3 separate regions of the Homo sapiens genome follow, and regions 2 and 3 are each linked to region 1. A link is a loop called in an ENCODE intact Hi-C map of the cell type or tissue named here. Cell type or tissue: MCF 10A. All regions are shown on one strand. Region 1 holds the start of LOC105371240 (a long non-coding RNA gene). Region 2 overlaps N4BP1 (NEDD4 binding protein 1). Region 3 has its middle 26 kb from the start of DNAJA2.

The links. A loop is a pair of places that touch in the nucleus more often than their neighbours do. Peaks named below come from ENCODE experiments on the same cell type or tissue, not always from the same donor. Only the 100,000 strongest peaks of a DNase experiment are listed, where the experiment ranks them.
Region 2: a loop joins it to region 1, with 9 times the contacts of the local background. A loop is called at or near these places in 74 of 110 quality-filtered maps.
Region 3: a loop joins it to region 1, with 14 times the contacts of the local background. A loop is called at or near these places in 3 of 110 quality-filtered maps.

Annotation. Positions count from the first base shown.
Region 1 is chr16:48,618,470-48,626,469 of GRCh38, forward strand. It overlaps LOC105371240 (a long non-coding RNA gene), which reads left to right and starts at 4,968. Exons shown (of 4, transcript NR_188470.1): 1 at 4,968-5,134. In MCF 10A, a CTCF peak has its summit at 4,924 (motif pointing left); a DNase peak (open chromatin) is centred at 4,982.
Region 2 is chr16:48,538,110-48,546,109 of GRCh38, forward strand. It overlaps N4BP1 (NEDD4 binding protein 1), which reads right to left. Exons shown (of 7, transcript NM_153029.4): 7 at 617-5,152. The coding sequence ends at 4,795. Among named protein-coding and RNA genes, the nearest start is that of N4BP1, 68 kb to the right of the region's middle. RefSeq lists enhancers at 465-964, 3,512-4,012, 4,013-4,513. In MCF 10A, a CTCF peak has its summit at 4,211 (motif pointing left); no DNase peak of the experiment used is centred here.
Region 3 is chr16:46,943,258-46,951,257 of GRCh38, forward strand. No RefSeq gene overlaps it. Among named protein-coding and RNA genes, the nearest start is that of DNAJA2, 26 kb to the right of the region's middle. In MCF 10A, a CTCF peak has its summit at 4,765 (motif pointing right); a DNase peak (open chromatin) is centred at 4,764.

The DNA of each region.
Region 1 (8,000 bases):
GTCACCCAGGTTGGAGTGCAGTGGCCCAATCTCGGCTCACTGCAAGCTCCGCCTCCCAGGTTCACGCCATTCTCCTGCCTCAGCCTCCTGAGTAGCTGGGACTACAGGCGCCCGCCACCACACCCAGCTAATTTTTTGTATTTTTAGTAGAGACAAGGTTTCACCCTGTTAGCCAGGATGGTCTCGATTTCCTGACCTCATGATCTGCCCGCCTCGGCCTCCCAAAGTGCTGGGATTACAGGCGTGAGCCACCGAGCCCGGCCTAAACCCTGTCTTTACTAAAAATACAAAAATTAGCCAAGTGCAGTGGTGTGCACCTGTAATCCCAGCTACTCAGAAGGCTGAGGCAGGAGAATAACTTGAACCTAGGAGGTGGAGGCAGCAGTGAGCCAAGATTGTACCACTGCACTCCAGCCTGGGTGAGAGTACAAGACTCTGTCTCAAAAAAAAGAAAAAAGAAAAAAAAAAAGCCAGGCAGAGTGGTCTTAGCTACTTGGGAGGCTGTGGTGGGAGGATGGATTGAGCTTGGAAGGTTGAGATTGCAGTGAGCCATGATTGTACCACTGCACTCTAGCCTGGGTAATAGAGTAAAACCCTATCTCAAAAAAAAAAAAAAAAAAATTTGGCATCCTCTTTCTACATACTCCATGGGACACACACATCAAATCTAATGAAGGCTTCTCAGCTCCCTGTATGGGGTGTGAAAGAACAATTAGTTAAGGGTTTGTGGTTGGTTGTGTGTCCACCAAAGTGACTGGGGCATCAGCCCACTATCTCTCACTGCTTCTCATTGGCTCATCAATAGAACACATTCTTGCCAGGCCTACCTGTCTTTAAAGCCCAGCCCAATTCTCACTTCTTCCATGAAACCTTCTTGTCCTACTCAACTTCCTGTGGCTGGTTAGGACAATTGAATAATTGATTACTTAATTGATTGATTCATTCATTCAACAAATATTTACTGAGCACCTACTAAGTGCCAAGCATTCTAAGTGCTGGGAATATAACACTAAACAAAGCAATGTCTGTTCTCATCAGCTTACATATGAGAGGGGAAGGCAGGCAATGAATGAATGAACAAATGAATAAATGTTACAGTGTCAGTGAGCAACTGCTGGCAATTCTTCCCTCTAACAGCCCCAAGTCTCAGGCTGGAGAGGCGCTTGGAGGTGACTCTTCACTATAAGGCCCTGTCTGACCCACCCTCTTTAATTTACAGAAGACGAAACCAGGAGCAAGAGGGGAAGTGCCTTGCCCACAGTTCCATGGTTATCTTTCCCTACAGCATAACCCAATGCAGATACCTCTTCAATCACAGGCTCACTGAGGGTGTGTCTAGGGAAGGGCCACTCTACCTCCTCTATCTTCCTTGCATTCACTTGCCTGGCCAGCTGCCCTGGGTCCTGCCTCCCTGCAGCTGCCTCCACAGCAGCAATGCACTGGGGCAGAGGCAGGAAGACCCCTCAGGAAGGAAGCGGGACAGGTGATCGGTCACCAGATATGGGAGGCCAGCCAGGTGACCTCTTGAGACCACCTGACCCTGTGATGCCATCAGCTTGGCATCAGACGTCAGGTCAGGGGTGGGGCGGGCTCACAGGAAACCAGGCCTTTTCTATTCCTTGTCTGTGTTAGGTAGTTTCCAAAGATGGTCCTCAGAAATTCCTTCCTTCCTGCATGTGCGTACTTCCCTTTAAAAATCTGGACTGGTCTTGTGACTTCATTGACTAATAGAATTCAGTGGAAGTGATGTTCCAGAACTTCCAAGATCAATGCTTAGGAAGATGAAAGCTTCTACTTCCTTTTTCTTGGAACACTTGCTGGTGAAACAGTCTTGCTTGGAACCTGGCTACCATGCCAAGAGGAAGCCCAGCCCCTTCATGTTTGAAAGAGGGGATTGAATGGAATTGCTGTGGTATGGAAGATATTCTATATAAACATATACATATATATATATACACACACACACATATATACACGTATATTCATTGCTTTTCCAAAACTCCCTGCATGCCTAATCCTGTACAAGGAACTAGGCTATGCACCAAGCACTTAGAACAGTAGGTGTTCAGCAAATACTGATTGACCGACTCTACATGAATGATCTCATTTAGCCGCAACAAACAATTCTATGAAGTAGGCGTTATGCCCATTTTACAGATTAAGAAACTGAGGCTTAGAGAGATTAATTAACTTGACTGCAGTCCCCACCACTAGGAAGGGACTGAGCCAGGACTGTCACAGCGGGTGTGCAATATTGAAGACTTCCCGGCAGAACTAGAGGGGCAGAGGCATGCCTTGGCTCCCCTTGAACTCTCCCACTCCCAAACTCATACCAGGCTAGTTTAGGGACTGCCCAGGATCAATAATTGGGATTTCTTGACTTAAAGAGCTCCAGGACAAGGTGGCACAAATGGCCTTTCCATATTCCAGGATTGCAGGACACACACAGTGGGGAGGGTGCTCCTTCTACTTGACCATGGGCTCTTGGTTCTCTGAAATAATAGGAGAGACCATTTGCACACTTTGTTACAAAACTCTTGCATACCAGACTGGGCACCACAGCAAGGCCCTATCTCTGTAAACCATAAAATAACTACCTGGGCATGGTGGTGGGTGCCTGTAGTCCCAGCTACTTGGGAGGCTGAGGTGGGAGGATCACTTGAGCCCAGGATTTCGAGGCTGCAGTGAGCCATGATCAGGCCACTGCATTCCAGCCTGGGCAACAGAGCAAGACCCTGTCTTTAAAAGAAAAAAAAAACCAACTGCATGCACTGAAAGACACGGTTGGCCAGGCAATTCCTCCCTCTAACAGCCCCAAGTCTCAGGCTGGAGAGGTGCTTGGAGACGACTCTTCACTACAAGGTCCTGTTTGACCCACCTTCTTTAATTTACAGAAGAGGAAGCCAAGAGCAAGAGGGGAAGTGCCTTGCCCACAGTCCCATGGTTATCTTTCCCTACAGCGTAACCCAGTGCAGACACCTCTTCAATCACAGGCTCACTGAAGCTGTGTCTGGGGAAGGGCCACTCCACCTCCTCTATCTTCCCTGCACTCACTTGTCTGGCCAGCTGCCCTGGGTCCTGCCTCCCTGCAGCTGCCTCCACAGCAGCAATGCACTGGGGCAGAGGGAGGAAGACCCCTCAAGAAGGTTGTGGGACAGGTGATTGGTCACCAGATATGGGAGGCCAGCCAGGTGACCTCTTGGGACTACCTGACCCTGTGATGCCATCAGCTTGGCATCAGACCTCAGGGGTGGGGTGGGCTCACAGGAAACTGGGCCTCTACCCTTCCCCTCCAGCTTACCAGTCAAAAATAACTTGCAGTTTCCGGAAGAACGTGCATCTTGCAAGAAGCCCTGGAATCTGCTGCCCGGCACAGAATGTCGGTCAGGGTTGAACCCCTCTCTCTCCGGCTTTGCTTGGCTTTCCTTTCACCACCTGTTACCTCATTTCATTCAGAATTCCTGTTGGTTTCTGCGCTGGAATCCCTGATTTTCCTCAAGTGTGGAAAACACAGCACTGATGAGATACCAGTTGCTTTTCAGCGGTAAACTGACAGACTTGTAAGAAATCATGACTGTTGTGTATTTATTTTTATAGTTCTCTTATGTTTTGGTGAGAAATACTGGGCTTCTAGTTAGTATAGCAATAAACTATTTCCCTTATATTTAGCTCTACTTATTTACTTTTTTTTTTTTAATACAGATAACTCTTGTTTGTTTATTTTAGAGACAGAGTCTTGCTCTGTCGCCCAGGCTGGAGTGCAATGGTATGATCTCGGCTCACTGCAGCCTTGAACTAACTCCTAAGCTCAAGCGATTCTCCTACCTCAGCCTCCTGAGTAGCTGGGACTACAGGTGTGCACCACTGCACCTGGCTAATTAAAAAAAAATGGGCATTTGATGTCGGTGCCTGCTTGGGTCTCTTCCAAGCATACTTTCCTTTCCTTTCTTTCCTGTTCTAAAGCCTTTTAAATAAACTTACACTCCTGCTCTGAATTTTTTCTTTTTTTTTTGAGAAATGAGGTCTTGCTATGTTGCCCAGGTTGCTCTCAAATTTCTGACCTCAAGAGATCCTCCAGCCTGGGCTTCCCAAACTGTTGGGATTGCAGGCATGAGCCACTGTACCTGGCCTACATTTAACTTTAAACAGTTGAGTTGAAGAAAAAAATAACTGAGTCATATTTCAGGTGACATGTAGGTACGTCCAAAATCATCAAGGGGATGTAAATGACTCAGAGTGGGAAATTCTCAGTTGGTGCCCCAGGACCGAGGACTCTGTCCCTGGGGTGGGGGTTGCTAGCAGCCGCAGGTCTTTGGGGAAGCCCGTGTAGGGTCTAAGACCACCGAGCTGGCGACCGAGTCCTGGCCCCTCCGCTCCTGGTGCTGCGCGGCCTTCCCTGCTCCCGGGCCAGGCTTCCCCATTTCTGCAAGGCGGAGGGTCCGCCCGCCCTTCCTGCGGAGACACTCGCTTTTTTTTTTTTAATTTTAATTTTAATTTTTATTTGACTTTAAGTTCTGGGATACATGTACAGAACGTGCAGGCTCGTTACATAGGTATACATGTGCCATGGTGGTTTGCTGCACCTATCAACCCGTCATCTAGGTTTTAAACCCCGCATGCATTAGGTACTTGTCCTAATGCTCCCCCTCCGCTTGCCCCCCACCCACCGATAGGACCCGGTGTGTGATGTTCCTCTCCCTGTGTCCAGGTGTGTTCCCATTGTTCAACTCCCACCCCTGGACACTCGCTTTTTCACCCTCCTGCCAGCTTTTCTGCTTAGACCTGGACACAGAGTGCAGCGGGAAACTTTCAGCTCTCACACATACCTATCAAGCATTTATTGAGCTCCTGTGAACACAGACACTCCTGCTCTCTCCAGGAAGCGCTCCCGGCTCAGGGCGCCTTGGGTCCGTGGCGCCACCTGCTGTTCTCGCGGCGCCAGCGCAGTCTGCGAGGCCGTCCCAGCTCTTTCCACCCGAGCGCGAGGTAGACGCCGGGGCCACCCGCAGCACGCAGAGCTTCTGGGAGCCGGTGGCAAGGCCGAATTGGGATGCAAACCAAATGGACGTGGGTGACTGGCAGAAAACGCCTCCCACAAATGGGAGGGATTTCGGAGGGAACCGAAAGAAAGTTGGTAAGCACCCACAGCCCCGAGCTTGGCTTTTGTTTTTTCTCTCTGACAAAAAAGCTTGGAAGGGCACTTCCAGGCAACCAGGGGCGACTGGGTCAGCTGCTACCCGCGCTGCTTCCTCGAATGTGGAGAGAGCAGCTGGGGAGGTGGGGGAGTGCATCAGAAGCTCAGTAAAATGCAACGGGGACTTTGCACCCTCTTTTTGCTGCTTCAAGTGGACAGAAGGTGATCAGATGTCAGAGCGGGGAGGGCGACTTCCTCCATCCCTACCCCCGCCCTCAGGTCACATGAGGGAAATTACTCCCCAAAGCTCTCTTTCTTAACACTGTCTGGTGATGACTCCAGAACTTCTCAGCATCTAGAACGACAACCTTAGCACGTCAGTCTGCCTGGGCCTGCCACCTCCGGAGGCCCAGAAGTGACACCGAAGGACACAGGGCATCTCCATCTAGCTGTTCTCAGCTTTGATGTGCCCGAATTAAAGGGGTAGGGTGGGCTGGGAGCGGTGGCTCACGCCTGTAATCCCCGCACTTTGGGAGGCCTTGGGCGGGGGGGGGGGGGGGCGCGGATCACGAGGTCAGGAGTTCGAGACCAGCCTGGCCAACATAGTGAAACCCCGTCTCTACTAAAAATACAAAAATTAGCAGGGCATGGTGGCGCGTGCCTGTAGTCCCAGCTACCCGGGAGACTGAGGAAAGAGAATCGCTTGAACCCGGGAGGCGGAGGTTGTGGTGAGCAGAGATCCGCCACTGCACTCCAGCCTGGGTGATAGAACGAGACTCGACCTCAAAAAAAAAAAAAAAAAAAAGAGGGGCAGGGTGTTAAAATACAGTAGCAGTAGCTTAGGTTCCATCCACCTCTATTAGATTCTGGCTCAGTGGGTTTGGGGTGGGACTCTTGGCATGGATATTTTTAACAGGAACCCCAGGTGTTCCTGGTGCTCCATAGGTTGAGAACTCCTGCCCTGGCTTCCAAGGCACGCGCTTTGTCCAACATTCTTCCAAGTGCAGTGCAAAATAAAGAGTCACTGTGAACTCGCAGCGCTCTTGGGCTAGATTATGTGCTCCTTGCTTTACAAGAATTCTCATTTAATGCTCCCGGGAATGCTTTGATGGACATCATTTTCATGTGCATTTTGAAGAACGGGGAAGCCTGGGTAACATGGCGAAACCTTGTCTCTACCAAAAGTACAAAAACTAGCCAGACATGGCGCATGCCTGTAGTCCCAGTTACTCGGGAGGCTGAGATGGGAAGATTGCTGGAGCCGGGGAGGTCAAGGCTGCAGTGACCCGAGATTGAGCCACTGCACTATTCAGCCTGGGCGACAGAGCAAGACCCTGTCTTGAAAAAAAAAAAAAAAAAAAAGAATGGGGAGACAAAGACTTAGAGAACTTACTTGACTTTTCCAATGCCAGTAAATGGCAGGGACAGGATTTGAATTCAGTTCAGTATGATTTCAAGGTACATGTTCCCCTTTTTTTCTCTTTCCCAGTATAACAAGTCTCCTTACTCAACTGAAATAGACATCAATGATGTATTTGGGCATAATGATTTTTTTTTTCTTCTTTTTTTTCTAATTTGACTTTAAGTTCTGGGATACATGTGCAGAACGTGAAGGTTTGTTACACAGGTATACATGTGCCATGGTGGTTTGCTGCACCTATCAACCTGTCATCTAGGTTTTAAGCCCCACATGCATTAAGTATTTGTCCTAATACTCTCCCTCCCCTTACCCCCCATCCTCTGACACGCCCCGGTGTGTGATGTTCCCCTCCCTGTGTCCATGTGTTCTCATTGTTCAACTCTCACTTATGAGTGAGAACATGCAGTGTTTGGTTTTCTGTTCCTGTGTTAGTTTGCTGAGAATGATGGTTTCCAACTTTATCCATGTCCCTACAAAGGACATGATCACACTCTTTTTTATGGCTGCATAGTATTACATGCTGTATATATGCCACGTTTTCTTTATCCAGTCTATCATTGATGGGTATTTGGGTTGGTTCCAAGTTTTTGCTATTGTAAATAGTGCTGCAATAAACGTACGTGTGCATGTGTCTTTATGACAGAATGATTTATAATCCTTTGGGTGTATACCCGGTAATGGGATTGCTGGGTCAAATGGTATTTCTGGTTCTAGATCTTTGAGGAATCGCCACACTGTCTTCCACAATGGTTGAGCTAATTTACACCGTCACCAACAGTGTAAAAGCATTCCTATTTCTCCACATCCTCTCCAGCATCTGTTGTTTCCTGACTTTTTAATGATCACCGTTCTAACTGGCGTGAGATGGTATCTCATTGTGGTTTTGATTTGCATTTCTCTAATGACCAGTGATGATGAGCTTTTTTTCATATGTTTGTTGGCCACATAAATGTCTTCTTTTGAGAAGTGTCTGTTCATATCCTTCATCCAATTTTTAATGGGGTTGTTTGTTTTTTTCTCGTAAATTTGTTTCAGTTCCTTGTAGATTATGGATATTAGACCTTTGTCAGATGGATAGATTGCAAAAATTTTCTCCCATGCTGTAGGTTACCTGTTCATTCTGATGATAGTTTCTTTTGCTGTGCAGAAGCTCTTTAGTTTAATTAGCTCCCATTTGTCAATTTTGGCTTTTGTTGCCATTGCTTTTGGTGTTTTAGTCATGAAGTCTTTGCCCATGCCTATGTCCTGAATGGTATTGCCTAGGTTTTCTTCTAGGGTTTTTATGGTTTTAGGTTTTACATGTAAGTCTTTAATCCATCTTGAGTTAATTTTTGTATAAGGTGTAAGGAAGGGGTCCAGTTTCAGTTTTCTGCATATGGCTAGCCAGCTTTCCCAGCACCATTTATTAAATAGGGAATCCTTTCCCCATTGCTTGTTTTTGTTAGG
Region 2 (8,000 bases), 80 kb before region 1:
ACTGGGGTGGATACTCCTGAAGCCCTGTTTGTGCAGGTCTTTGGACCTTTCTAAACAATCTGCAAATCCTTGCTAAAGACAGTAACACGTGTTACTCAAGACTCGATTTCAAAGGACGTAAATCCAACTGGAATGACCAGCTTAAGCAAAAAGTGTGTTAGAATACTGGGGTGTGGTGACGTCCGAGGAAGGGCTTTCCTGACAACAGGAACCCAAGGCTCATGCTGCCAGGAACCTCTCTCACGTCGCCGCTTCTTTCCTGCCACAGGTCGACTTCCCCCAGGGTGGAAAATGGCTTCTGACAGACCTGGGCCTGGCATCCCACGATTCCCACCACCACAGAGGAACTCCCCAGGAGTGACTTGGACTGGCATAGGTTGGGCCGGCTGTCGGCCCTGGCCAGGAAGCCTGAGTGCATCTAGTATGCAGCCTGCGCCAGGTACCCCTCCCCGGACCTGTGTGCCCAGGATGCCATGTGCTGGAGCCTGGCAGGGGAGGGAGAAGGGAGTGGAGTGACCCCAGCCCCACCCCACTGTCCCACTGCAGGGCAGTGGATTCCCGGCCTCTTACTGGTCCTGCTGCCAGATGCCGCAGTCAAGAAGGCACTGTCCTCCAGTTCAGTTGAGCAGACATTTATTAAGCACCTATCAAGTGCAAGGCACTGTGCTAGGCGCCGTGGGAAATACAGAGAACACAGGCGGTCCCTGCCCACGAGGAGCTCACAGTCTAGAAAGGGCAGCAAGACAGTACACAATCAGTGGCAGCAGCACCAGCCAGAGTGGCAAGTGCTCAAAGCGAGACACAAAGTGCTGTGCGGTCACAACATCATGGGGATGCTTCTGGCAGAAGCACTGGAAAGGAGACGAGGACTCAGGCTGGGCCTTCCAGGAGGGAAGCCATTTGGGAGAAGGGCATCTCTAGCGGAGAGAGGTCCATCTGCAGAGCCCACAGGTCATGGGAAACATGTGGCTGCAGGGAGAGTTTGGGGACAGTCAAGTATGGCTGGGAGGTGGACAGCCACGGACACTAAGCTCAGGAGATGTGAACTTTGTGGTCTGGTCAAACAGCCACTGCAGATCACTTCGCAGGAGGAGGGGTGACTAGAAGTATGTTACTGGAAGGTAAATCTGGCCACACTGCAGCATCTGGACGGCAGAGGGCAGCGCTGGGAGGGGCCAGCCAGTTAGGGCCCACCACCCCTGGGTGTCTGAGAGTGGGAGTAGCGGGCAGGGGCCAGCAAAGCACGAGGGCAGAGCAGGGGACCATACGGAGGGTGGGTGTGGAAGAAGGGAGGGGCCCCATGCAAGCTGCAGGTCTGGGGAGCCTGAGGATGTCATAGGGCTTCCTGGTAGAGTGGAAAGTGCACTCCTGAAGGTCAGGGCCAGTCACTACAGAGAGGGGACAGCGAGGAGAGGGACGGTGTGGCCCTAAGGGTGACTGCAGTTTCTCAACATGTGGTCCGTGGATCACCTGCATGGGAACTGCCTGGGGAATGCGCTCATTTGCAGATTCCCGGGCCTTCCTCCAGAACTACTGGGCAAGCATCTGCCGGGTCATGCCCGGTAACCTACATTCTTAACACCAGCTGCCCTCTCCACCACCACGAGCCCCAAAGGTGGGGAAAAGTCTGCAAGCCACCTGCAGAGGAAGAATAGGGTGTTAAGGACTGGCTTTAGGCAAAAAGAAGAGACAAAAAGAATGAGGGAGGTCTGGGAGTGAGGGAAGTGGTGGGAAGCAGGGAAAGTCCGGTCAAGCCATGTGCACCAAGACAGAGCCCCAGCGCGGCCTTGCAGCCAGGCACCGGGCCGTCCCCAAGGGCTGCTCTCAGTCCGCTTTCACTTGGTGGGCGAAAGCCACATTTGCAAACTGGGAAGTGGAGAGTGGGAGGTGAGGGGAAGCACTAGCAATGAATGAAGAGGATTCTTCCGGGAATCAGGCTGTTTCAATCTAAAACATCCAAGATAAGTGGAAACACTGGGGAGGAAGGTGATGAACAGACGGAGGTGAGCCAGAGACACCTCCTGGGCAAGTCGGCCAGGAGGCGGGAGGCGTGGGTCAGAGACACTGCAGGAACTGGGTGAGGACAAGGAGGTGCGAGGAAAGGGGTTGGGGGATGGTCCCACAGGCAGCCACACCTGAGGCGTGGGAGGCAGGTAGGAGCTGGGGGAGGGCGGGGAGAAGAGGGGTTTCTGTGTGTAGATCTGAGTCCTCCCTCACATCCCAGCCGTGCCACAAGCCGCATCGGCATGAGGCCGGCTCTCCCTTCTTCACTGGTCTCAAAAGCCACCCAGGCCCAAGTCCCGGCCAGACAGCCGAGCCTGCCTAGCAACGCTGACCGGCCGCCCAGGATGGCCCAGACACCTTCTGTCTCCTGAATGCAGCCTACAGGGGTTCAAACAGACTGCTTGCATTAAGGTCAGACAAGGCTCTTTTACTTCCAGAGACAGCGGCCTGGAGCCTCGGGAAGAATGTAGGCCCAGGAATCACCCAGCCCCTCAGGACAACCTCTCTGAGCAACAGACATCCTCCCTGTTGAATGAGAGTGACATCTCTGCCCTGCCACCTACTTTACATGGATGCCACGAAGTGGGAGAGCCTGAGCAGTAGACAGGGAAGAGGCGAGCGGCCCCACTGCAGGAGGTAGACAGGCTACAGATACTTATGCAGCAGCCACACTGAGGCTAGTACTGGAGGAGGCTGAGAACCAGTAATGAGTTCTTAATGGTTTGATAATTTGGGTTTTTAAATATTAAATATTAAATATCAGGGGTTTCGGAAGGAATGATGAATTCCGTCTCATGCTGTAACTGATGAAGGCAACCAATGAGCAATCCTTCCTTCCCATAGCCGAGAAAGGGAAAGGGGACAGGCCAATCCCTCTGAAGCAGTAAGTCAGAACACGAAGACTTACAGAACTCAAACATCAAAGGTCAAGTAGCTTCTAGCCAGGAAAAGTGGTGGCCCCCTCAGCCTAGCCAGCACCAACCAGCATGGGTGGAGACTCAGCCTGGCAGTAAGGGCATTTCCTGGGTTTCCTCTGAAGCAGAGGAGAAATAGTGGGTCAGCCAGGCTGCTGGACTGAACCATGAGCCAGAAGGCCAGAATCACTGCAAGACAGCTCCAGCCCGCACACCTCAGTTGTGCTTTTGAAAACAGGTACAAAGCTGAGGCATGGGAGCTGTGACTGAAGTCGCCCTCCTGGCTGGCCTCGTCTTCTACCTCTGCTTCCACAGCTGGGTGACTTGGCCATAGGCCCAAACAATGGACAACCAGTTCCACATTAGGAGGCATCACGGACGCATCTGAGAGGAAACATGATTGAAGGACAAGCTTGGCCTCATGGAGGGCTCTGGATTCATCCCTTGAAGAACGCAGTGATCAAACAAAACCAAGAAGCAGGCCTGGAGGGAGCACTCTGGGATGCCCCCAAGTCCCCTCACCATTTACAAACCAGCACTGAGTTCTCAGCCTCCGCTCCTCAGGACTAGGAGACAAGATCCGGACAGGCAGGACAGGCAGCAAGCCGACTGTGAGCAGCCTGGGGGCGCAGGTGTAAAATACAAAGCCCTTTGAAGGTCCAGACAATAAGAGTAAAGATGTTAAGATTGCCCAGGAAAAGAACTTCACTGACACTGAATTTGGGCAACACCTAGAACAGACAATATTAAGATATCAATTCTGAGAAAGACTCACAGGAAAGGCTGTTTAGGAGGACACTAGAGACAAACACAGGGAAAATAAATACAGGGGCTCTGGGATCCCCCCACAGAAGCTACTAATGCTATTTATTGGCTTGGGTCACTTTTGAGAATAGAAAACCATTTTTTGGCAAAGCTGTACAAACTCCACATCAGGGCGTCTCCTGCAGTTGGGGACACAAGATGGCCACAGTGACCGGGCTCTTCATTAAACTTCCTCATAACCCGCTACGGTGTTCAGAAGCTAAGACGTGACTTCCAGAGCCAGGCCAGGCATGTGGAGGCCCCTGACTGTGGGCGTGTCAAGCCCTGGCTGGGGAGCCTGCTGCCTGCCCGGCCACTCCTCAGCTGTGGCTGTGGCTGTGGGCATGGCCGGACGGCGTGCACACTGGGCCGTCCCCTTTTGCGCAGGGTGGAAGGGGGAAGGAGGGTGGGACTCCATGGGCTCCACGATGTCTTCTAGCCCTGGTATTCTGTGAGACTAACTTCGCCCTGGTCATTCACCATGGCTAGGCACCAAGTGCCATCTAGTGGCACCGCGGGTCCACTTTCACAACACTCCAACCAAAGACTGCAGAACAAACCAACTCTTACCCACTTTAACTCCGGGGGTGAGGGCAGAGGAGGCTGGAAGGGTGAGCACACTTCATGGTAGTGATGGGACATACTCATCTCAAGAAAATATACTTTAAGACGTCTTGCTTTCCTTAAGAAAGCAACACTTTTTTTTTTATTTATTTATAAAGGCTAACCATATCCATTTGTCAATATTTTCGGCTTTAAGGAAAATAGTTTAAAAAACATAAAAAGGTAAATACACTCAAGAGTAACTGCTATTAAACAGTTCTGAACAGGCAGAAAATGTAGACTTTCCTTTAACAGAAAATGTTAAATCTGTAATAGCAGCATAATTTATATATAGAAAAAAGCTGGTTTTGAAAACCCAGATTTATACCCAAAACATTTTTTTTCTGTACAACTGCGTTTACACTGGGAAATAAGTTTCTTCACATTATGTTCATTCCCATCAGGTACAGGTGTGAGCTTGAGTTTGATCAGCCAGCCCTGAGCGCAAGCTCAGCGCTCAGCACAATCTTCAATCCAACACCATGGCAGAAAGCGCATTTAGATCTTTCATGTATGGGTGGGCCACCAAGATCTGGTCTATTTTCAGTCTTTGCTCTGAGTCAGGGAAGATCTTCAGAAGGGCTTCCCTCAGCTCGTTGGTTTCTGCAGAAGATCTCTGAGCTGGCATGGGCAGGTTCTGCTGGAGACTGGGGAGGGCTGGCAGCAGTGGGAAGTGGGGCTGCTGAGGGAGCCAGTGGCTTGAAGGGGCTCCCTGAATCCGGGTCGGAGGCTGGTGGCTGGTGCTGGCTGCCTGGGTGCCAGGGACTCTGAAGCTGGGGTCAAACATGCCCACATTTGGCAGGGCACTGAGTAGGGGCTGCATATCTCTGTGAATGGAAGTGAGTCCTGGTGAGTTGGGTTATAAGTAAACAAAAAATCATAGAGCTATTTTAGAAGGTACCTGCGGCAGGCCTTGAGGCTCAGGATGCCGCTCCCTGGCTTCCAAAGGCAGGATGCAAGACTGAGGTGGAGATGGTGCCATGAGACACCCACAGAGGAGCCTGCGGGGATTTCACTGACATCACCTCAAGGCGTGCCAGGGAATCAATGCGCTCTATGAGGGAGCACCACCCTCCCAGGTCTTCTGCTGTGAGGACTGACCCCATCCAGCTGTTTGGCTCTAACCAGGGTACCCTTGGGAGCTTTCAAAAGGTTTAACAGTGTCTTACTCTTCTGAAGATTTTGATTTTGTGCAGGACCCTGATTAATAGAAATTAGAAGAGACTCCTTTTGGGGAGAGTGGCAGTCCCCACCGACTCAGTCTAGATGAGGTGTGGGTGGGTGCCCACACTTGTATGCACATGGGTATGTGCGAGTATGTGTGTACAGGGAGGGCATCTGTATCGCTCAAAAGCCTCCCACTGGACTCGGCCTGCAGGCGAGAAATGAGGCTAGCTGAAGTTTCCCCAACTTCAAAAGCTCAACTAACTTCAACAGCCCCTCTGTGATGGAAGTGATTCCCAACTTCTTAACCGATTTCTGAGCCGCTCCACAAAGAGCCACCAAGTGAGAGTGAAAAGGCAGGCAGGACAGACCCCGTGCCAGGTTGCTCAAGGAGCAGGAGCAAGCAGAGGACTCTCCTTCTGGTAACTCTGACCCGCGGACCTGATTGATGCTCTGACACAGGCCTCGGGCCTGAAGCCCAGCAGGGGATTTCCAAGTTCAGATGTGGGGAAGCAAAATGAGATGGACTGATGAGCACAGCAGGTGTGGAAAATGGCTGCCATTCTCTTCATGTGGGTAGAAAAGCATGGCATTTGGGAATTAAGTCCTCGTCTGTGTCATAAAACCCAAAGGCTCAAAAGAGAAATGATTCACAAGACCAGGGAGTTGAAATTGTAGTGGTCTCCTAGGTAGAAGAGACCACCATGTAAAAAAAGAAACCCATCACCACCTACCACTGAATCCAAACCTACAGCTCCCAGTGGTTCCTGTTGCAAATGGAAAAGATCAGCTGGAAAGTGTGACTGCCTAAAAATGCTGAGAGAGCTGTGTGTCTTCCTCTCAGCTTAGACCCCCCATCACACCCCCATGCAAATACCAGCTGGGAATGCACAGAAGTGCAGCCTGGTTTAGTTTTTAAAAAGAGTAAACATCAGTCATGGGGTCATATGATCTCCCTGTTAGGTTCACAGGAATCTTTAGTTAATGTCTGTTACCTAAGAATTATGAAAACAGAAACAACCACTAACAAGGTGTCCTAAAAACAAAACAAACCCCAACTACAACAAAGAAAACCTAAACTACCAAATCATTTTCAGATAAATATTGAATACTGGCTTTTCCATTCAGTGAAGGTAGAAAGTAATGGTCAGTTCCCCCAGGCAGTGATTCCTAAGCAGTAAGGAAATTAATATAAGCATAACATGTTCAAAGCAAATGACTTTAGAAAGTGAATGTAAAAAGACACTCACACATACAAAATGACCCCATCAGGCACTCGTGATTCAGAGGGAGAGCTCTCACACATACATGATGAACCTAAGTAGTATTCGCCAGTAAGTGACCACCAGCTTGGAAAACTAGCTTTGTTTTTTTGTTTGTTTTTGAGACAGAGTCTTGCTCTGTAACCCAGGCTGGAGTGTAGTGGCACGATCTCGGCTCACTGCAACCTCCGCCTCCCAGGTTCAAGTGATTCTCCTGCCTCAGCCTCCCAAGCAGCTGGGATTACAGGCACGCACCACCACACCCAGCTAATTTTTGCATTTTTAGTAGAGCCAGGGTTTCACCATGTTGGCCAGGATGGTCTCGAACTCCTGACCTCAAGTTATCTACCTGCCTCGGCCTCACAAAGTGCTGGGATTACAGGCGTGAGCCACCAAACCCGGCTTTGTCTTTTTAAACCTACAAAAAGGCTGGGCGCAGTGGCTCACGCCTGTAATCCCAGCACTTTAGGAGGCCGAAGCGGGTGGATCACCTGAGGTCAGGAGTTCGAGACCAGCCTGGCTAACATGGCAAAATCCCGTTTCTGCTAAAAAAAAAAAATACAAAAAATTAGCCAGGCATGGTGGCGTGCACCTGTAATCCCAGCTACTTGGGAGGCTGAGGCAGGAGAATTACTTGAACCTGGGAGGCGGAGGTTGCAGTGAGCCAAGATCGCGCCATTGTACTCCAACCTGGGCAACAAGAGTGAAATTCCATCTCAAAAAAAATAAATCAATAAAAATAAACCCACAAAAAAAGTTTGGCTCCTGTCTTTTCCTAGGATGAAAACTGAAAGGACTATAGTTGAAAATCCGGGATGCTTGCTACATTAGCTTCCAAATATATGAAACCAGCACTAAATTTAAGGCTTAAAAAAAAAATTTTGGCCAGGCATGGTGGCTCATGCCTATAATCCCAACACTTTGGGAGGCTGAGGAAGGCGGATTCCTTGAGCTCAGGAGTTTCAGACCAGCCTGGGCAACATGGTAAGACCCTGTCTCTACTAAAAATACAAAAAAAGAGCTGGGCATGGTGGTATGCGCCTGTGGTCCCAGCTCCTCGGGAGGCTAAGGTGGGAGGATCGCTGAAGCCCAGTGGGGCAAAGGTTGCAGTGAGCCGAAATCACGCCACTGCATTCCAGCCTCGGTGACAGAGGAAGACCTTGTCTCAAAAAAAAAAAAAATAATTTTTTTAATGTCATTTTTAGTCTATAAAGACAGCACTTGCACTAAAGCACAAAGAATTGAAATA
Region 3 (8,000 bases), 1.7 Mb before region 1:
TATGGCTTTTGTAAACTGTCACAGCACTGGTGGAAGCGCCTCTTACATGCTAATGTATTATAATTAGGGTATAATGAGCAGTGAGGATGACCAGAGGCCACTTCTGTCACCATCTTGGTTTTGGTGGGTTTTGGCCAGCTTCTTCCCCGCATCCTGTCTTATCAGTAGAGCCCTTATGACCTATGTCTTGTGATACCAGTCTTGCCGACCTCCTGTCTCGTCCTGCAACTAAGAATGCCTAACCTCTTGGGAATGCAGCCAGCAAGTCTCAGCCTCCTGTTACCCAGCCCTCATTCAAGATGGAGTCACTCTAGTTTGAACTCCCCTGACAGTGTTGTGCACCTACAGTCCCAGCTACTCGGGAGGCTGAGGCGGGAGAATCACTTGAGTCCAAGAGTTCGAGGCTGCAGTGAGCTGTGATCGTGCCACTAAACTCCAGCCTCGGCAACAGAGTGAAACCTTATCACTTAAAAAAACAAAACAAAACAGTTTAAAAAAAATAGGGGAAAGGTTTGAACAGACACTTTATAAGAGAAGATGTACACAAGGCCAGTAAGACCGTGGAAATATCTGAGCTTCAAGTCAGGGACATGTAAAAAAATTAAATAGAAGCATGGAAAGATGCTCAACATCAGCAGTCCTGAAAAGGAATGCAAATTCAGAGCACTAGGGAACAGCCAAAATGACCAAAATGAGAAAGCTTGACAATGTTTTTTTGTCCACAAGAATGTGGAGCAATTGAAATACTGGTGGTGGGAATGAAAAAATGATAAATTGGCCAGGTGCAGTGGCCCACACCTGTAATCCCAGCACTTTAGGAGGCCGAGACAGGTGGATCTCTTGAGGTCAGGAGCTTGAGACAAGCCTGGCCAACATGGTGAAACCCCATCTCTACAAAAAAATACAAAAATTAGCTGGGCATGGTGGCACATGCCTGTAGTCCCAGCTACTTGGGAGGCTGAGGCAGGAGAATCACTTGAACCCAGGAGGCAGAGTTTGCAGTGAGCCAAGATTGTGCCACTGCACTCCAGCCTGGGCGACAGAGTGAAATCCTGTCTCAAAAAAAAAAAAAAAAGGAGGAGGAAGAGGAGGAGGAAGAAGAGGAAGAAGAAGAGGCAGAGGAGGAGGAGGAAGAAGAGGAGGAAGAGGAGGAGGAGTAAGAAGAAGGAGGAGGAGGAGAGAGAGAGAGAAGGAAGGAAGGAGGGAGGGAGCGAGGGAAGGAAGGAAGGAAGGTTGTTAAATAGCTGGGCACGGTGGCTCACACCTGTAATCCCAGCACTTTGGGAGGCCAAGGTGGGTGGATCACTTGAGGTCAGGAGTTCAAGACCAACTTGACCAACATGGTGAAACCCTGTCTCTACTAAAAAAATACAAAATTAGCCAGACATGGTGGTGCACACCTGTAATCCCAGCTACTTGGGAGGCTGAGGCAGGAGAATCGCTTGAACCCAGGAGGCAGAGGTTGCAGTGAGCTGAGATCATGCCATTGCACTCCAGCCTGGGCAACGAGAGCGAAACTCCATCTCAAATGGCTAAAAAGTTGCAAGCCTTTATTTGTGTTTAGATCATTGCTAGATTAATCAGATTTGGTATTTAATTGCTTAATGTAACCTGTGTTACCAAGTATGTACATCAGGCCAGGCACGGTGGCTCACCCCTGTAATCCCAGCACTTTGGAAGGCTGAGGTAGGCGGATCACTTGAGGTCAGGAGTTCATGACCAGCCTGGCCAACATGGTGAAACGCCATCTGTACTAAACACAGGAAAATTAGCCTGGTGTGGTGGCATGTGCCTGTACTCCCAGCTACTCGGGAGGCTGAGACAGGAGAATCGCTTGAAGTGGGGACGGGGAGGTTGCTGTGAGCCGAGGTTGTGCCACTGTACTCCAGCCTGGGCGACAGAGTGAGACCCTGTCTCAAAAAAAAAAAAAAAGAAAAGTACATCAAAGAATTTTAATGTCTTAATTGTTGCTTTTATTTTATTTATTTATATATTTATTTATTTGAGACAGGCTCTTGCTCTGTCACCCAGGTTGCAGTACAGTGGCACAATCTCAACTCACTGCAGCCTTGAACTCCCAGGCTCAAGGGATCTTCCCACCTCAGCCTCCTTAATAACTGTAACTACAGGTGCACACTACCAGGTCGGGCTAATTTTTGTATAGATGTTGTTTTTAAATAATATATGTTATGTTTATTGTAAAAAATTAGGAAATGCAGATAAGAAAAAGAAAGGAGAATCATGAAAATGTGAAATAATCCAAGTAGTGCGGAATACGAAGGGTTGTTTATTTTGTTGTATTATAATGACATCAGAAACACATAAGAAATGTCCTTCAAAAAGATGCATGTTGACGTTATGTAGGAATAAAAATCAGTGAGGTGTAGCATTTGTTTTAAAATACTTCCAAGCCAGGGGCCAGTGGCTCACTCCTGTAATCCCAGTGCTTTGGGAGGCCGACACAGGAGGATTGCTTGGACACAGGAGGATTGCTTGGACACAGGAGGATTGCTTGGACACAGGAGGATTGCTTGGACACAGGAGGATTGCTTGAACCCAGGAGTTTGAGACCATCCTGGGCAACATGGCGAAACCCCATCTCTACAAAAAAAATACAAAAATTAGCCAGTGTGGTGGCCCACACCTGTAATGTCAACTACGTGGGAGGCTGAGGTGGGAGAATCCCTTGAGCCCAGGAGTTTGAGGCTGCAGTGAGCCAAGATTGTGCCACTGTACTGTAGCCTGGGCGACAGGTGAGACCTTGTCTCTAAATAAATAACATACTTCAGGAGAGAGGGATCAGTTTGCAAATAATAATAATAATAATAATAAGTAAAACAAGTGTGGCAAAATAAAAAATAATTAATGAATCAGTTGGGGCAATGGCCATATAGAGGTTCATTATATTATTCTCTCTACTTTTGTGTATAATTTTTTTTTTTATGTTTGAGACTGAGTCTCACTCTGTAACCTGAGCTGGAGTACAGTGGCATGATCTCAGCTCACTGCAACCTCCACCTCCCGGTTCAAGCGATTCTCCTGCCTCAGCCTCTCGAGTAGCTGGGACCACAGGCACACTCCACCACACCCAGTTAATTTTTCTATTTTTAGTAGAGACAGGGTTTCACCATGTTGGCCAGGCTGGTCTCAAACTCCTGACTTCAAGTGATCTACCTGCCTTGGCCTCCCAGGATGCTGGGATTGCAGGCGTGAGCCACCGTGCCCAGGCTGTGTATAATTTTATAATAAATTTTTATAATAAAAATGTTTTTAAACACCCATAATCCTCAAACCCAGAGAAAATCATTACTTTCGACTTTGTGCGTATTCCATCAGAACAGTTGTGAACGCATTTTTTTTTTTTTTGAGACGGCGTCTCGCTCTGTCGCCCAGGCTGGAGTGCAGTGGTGCGATCTCTGCTCACTGCAAGCTCCGCCTCCTGGGTTCACGCCATTCTCCTGCCTCAGCCTCCAGAGTATCCGGGACTACAGGTGTGCACCACAACACCCAGCTAAGATTTTTTATTTTTTATAGAGACAGGATCTTGCCATGTTGCCCAGGCTGGTCTCAAACTCCTGGCCTCAAGTGATCCTCCTGCCTCAGCCTCACAAAGTGCTGGGATTACAGTCATGAGCCACCATTCTAGGCCACTGGTCTTTTCTTTCCACTAGAAAAGTTTGAATTAATAGGCTGGATGTGATGGCTCATGCCTGTAATTCCGGCACTTTAGGAGGCCAAGGCAGATGGATTATGAGGTCAGAAGTTCGAGACTAGCCTGGCCAACATGGCAAAACCCCATCTCTACTAAAAATACAAAAAGTACCTGGGCGTGGTGGCAGGCGCCTGTAATCCCAGCTACTCGGGAGTCTGAGGCAGGAGAATCACTTGAACCTGGGAGGTGGATGTTGCAGTGAGCCGAGATCGTGCCATTGCTCTCCAGCTTGGACGACAAGAGCAAGACTCTGTCTCAAAAAAAAAAAAAAGAAAAGTTTGAATTTTGAATTATTTTCTTTTAGCTGTCTTCAAATATATCTCCCGGGTTCAAGTGATTCTCCTGCCTCAGCCTCCTGAGTAGCTGGGATTACAGGCATGTGCCACCATGCCTGGCTAAATTTTTGTATCTTTAGTAGAGACAGGGTTTCACCGTGTTGGCCAGGCTGGTCTTGAACTCTTGACCTCAAGTGATCCCCCTGCCTCGGCCTCCCAAAGTGCTGGGATTACAGGCGTGAGCCACCGCGCCCGGCCCTCCTTGTGGTTTTGATTTGCATTTCCTTGATGACTAGTAATTAGCATTTTTTCATACACCTGTAGGCCATTTGTAGGTTTCTTTTGAGAAATGTCTATTCAGATCTTCCCCCTTCTTAAATAATTTTTTTTTTTTGCAGTTGAGTTATTTGTGTTCCTTATACACTCTGGTTATTAATTCTTTGTCAGATGGACAGTCTGCAATATTTTCTTCCATTCTGAGTTGTCTGTTCACTTACATCTTTATCCATTCAGGCACTCTATGCCTTTTTGTGTTTTTTTTTCACACAGGGTCTCAACCTTGCTTTTTAATAACTACACATTATGCATTGAATGGACATAACAAAATTTAACGGGAGATGTTCAGGTTATTTCCAACTTCTCACCATTATTGACAATGTTTCAATAACCATTCTTGTGTTCAATCTTGTTGCACAGCCATACTTCCCCATGATAAAAGTCTAAAAAGGAAACTTCTGGATGAAAAACTGTTTAAGCACCAGGGGGAGCTGGTCACCTATGTGATCCCCATCTGCAGTGCTGTGGGGTTTAAAAAAAATTTTTTTTGAGACAGGGTTCTCACTCTGCCCAGGCTGGAGTGCACTGGCATGATCTCTGCTCACTGCAACCTCTGCCTCCTGGGTTCAAGCGAACCTCCCGCCTCAGCCTCTCAAGTAGCTGAAACTATAGGTGTGTGCCACCACATCTGGCTAATATTTGTGTTTTTAATAGAGACAGAGTTTCACCATGTTGGCCAGGCTGATCTGGAACTCCTGGCCTCAAGTGATCTGCCTGCCTCGGCCTCCCAAAATGCTGAGATTATAGGCATGAGCCACTGCGCCCAGCTTGTTTTGTTTTTAAGCAAACCCTAGTCCTCCACCTTAGCAGTTTCCGCTTCCTAAGATGAAAGTGCAAAATGTCTGGGGCACACAGCTCGTAAACAGTACCTGGCATCTAGGAATGCTCAACAGAGGCTTTCGTCTTTGAAACCCTACCCCTCCTTGCTGTATTCTTTAATGTGGACAATAGATGTTTCTCCAATGCATAAATTGCTGTGTCCTTCAAGTCCCAAGCCCCTTTTACATGGAAAGGCTGGCACTGCCACTGTCAGATCATTTAGAAGAGAATAGGCCCACCTCAGCCTCATGGTTGGGCATGTGACCCAGGCCCTGCTGTTCAATGCACGATGTGCACCTTAACCACAGTGATTGGTGCAAGGATGGCACAAAACCCACACCAGACCAATAAGACCCTACCCAGGACCTTTGCTGAAGTGTAGAGAAAAGAGTTGCTACTTCTTCAGGGTTTGTTGACTTGGTTGTAAAGCATCGTGTTGAAGCACATGAGCTTTGGAGTTTGGACTTGAATTGGAATCCCCTCTTGATCACTTCCTGGCCATGTGACCTTTCTGAAATTCCTCAATATCTCAGATATTTGGTGTTTGTTTGTTTTGAGACAGAGTCTCACTCTGTCTTGCCCAGGCTGGAGTACAGTGGCACGATCTCAATGCAGCCTCTGCCTCCCTGGCTCAGCCTCCCAAGTAGCTGGGACTACAGACAGGCATGTGCCACCACACCCGGCTAATTTTCTATTTTTAGTAGAGATGGGGTTTCACCATGTTGGCCAGGCTGGTCTCAAACTCCTGACCTCAAGTGATCCACCCACCTCAGCCTCCCAAAGTGCTGGGATTACAGGCGTGAGCCACCGCCCGGCCAATATATCAGATATTTGGCTTCCTCATCTGTAAACTGGGGCAGTAATAATTTCTACCTTACAGAGTGGTCGTGGGTTTTGTGTGACATAACACGTGTAAAACACTAAGTGCTGAGCCTGCTACAGACAAATTATTCCATGATGCTGGTTGGCTGTTGCGACACAGTCCACACCCCGAGATGTGGAGGCAGCCAGTATCCATCTCTTGCTCTACCTGTTAGTCAATAGTGCTACTGCTCCCTCACCAGACACACACACTTGTCATTTTCCGCTGTCAGTACATAAATGAGGCACCACCGGATGGTGACCATAACCTGGCATTTTCTGGGAAACTCCCTATTTCAAATATTTGATTGCATTAGCAGAAAACAAGTTGCAGCTTCTGGGGAAAGGAACATAATTCCTGCCTATCTATGATGCCATTTCTCTGGGCGGGTGTTTTTTTAAGCCAGGCCAGTAGAAAGAGTGATTTCTGCTCAGCCAACCTTGTATCAGGTAGGACTCAACTGGTTGCCAAGTGACAGAAAACCCTACTCAAACAGAAGAGGAAATTTATTAGTGGATAAATTACAGGTTAGTTCTGATTCACAAGGATTGAGAGTCAGTAAGGTTGTGGTCCCTGAGAGCAGAAGTGTTACACCTTTCCTTATAAAGAGCCAGGTAGTAAATATTTTAGGCTTTGCAGAATATATGGTCTTTGTTGCAGCCGCTTGACCCTGCCATCGTAGTATGCAAGCATCATAGTAAATATGTAAAAGAATAAGCATGGCTGTATTCCAATACAATTTATTTACAGAAGCAGGGGGTAGGCTGCATTTGGCCCCTGGACTGTGGTTTGCTGACCCCTGACTTTAGAGGAAAATCAGAATGCAATTACCCAAAGAAAGGGAATTGAATACAGCTGGCAAAAATACAAAAATAACGCCCATGTTAAGCTCCAAATTCTCCTGGCATAGTCTTTTCTGTCCTCTTAAAGCAAACAAAGGGAAATGAGGTGACCAGCCTGGTCTGGGGATCCAGTTTATTTGGGTGGAACAAAGTTCTTTCTCTCTGTGGATCTATTTAGTATATCAGGGGTTTAAGCCCAGGACCTTAAAGATAAGTATGGTACATACTGGGGAGCTCATGTGCTGAGGTTTTACTTCTTCTGTGCCTACTCTAATTTCTTAGGCCAACCTCTGGATTTTTTTTTTTTTTTTTTTTTTGAGATGGAATCTCGCTCTTATCACCCAGGCTGGAGTATGATGGTTTGATCTCGGCTCACTGCAACCTCTGCCTCCCGAGTTCAAGTGATTTTCTTGCCTCAGCCTCCTGTGTTGGGCAAATGTAGTCAGTGGTCCTCTGTGAGTCAATATAAGGAAGATAAGGAAACTCTGTGGACAAAGTCTTTGAGATCTAAGCCACCCTAAAGGTGAGGAGTCAGAGGGTTTCATTTTATCCGGAGGCTGCAGTGAGCCCAGGAGGTCGAGCCTCTGCACTTGGCCTGGGCAACAGAGCAAGAGTGGTAGTTCAAGCCTGTAATCCCAACATTTTGGGAGGCCAAGGCGGGCAGATCCCCTGAGGTCAAGAGTTTGAGACCAGCCTGGCAACATGGTGAAACCTCGTCTCTACTAAAAATACAAAAATTAGCTGGGCATGGTGGCGGGTGCCTGTAATCCCAGCTACTTGGGAGGCTGAGGCTGGAGAATCACTTGAACACAGGAGGCAGAGGTTGCAGTGACCGGAGATCGCGCCATTGCACTCCAGCTTGGGTTACAAGAGCAGAACTCCATCTCAATCAATCAATCAATCATTAATAAAAATTTTTTAAAATGTTGAATCTCCTTTCTTTGATAGCCAGTAATGAAGCATTCAAAGCCTAAACTTCTGTAGTGAAGCCATTGTCATGAACATCTCTAAACTGTCAGGATACACATGGAAGATCCAACACTCTCTCTCTGTTATTCCTGGGAGGATGATTCTGGGTGTCCAGCTACTGACTGATGTCCAGGATCATGCTAGACCTCTCTAGCTCAGAGGTCTCTGGTCCTAAGGTCAGATCT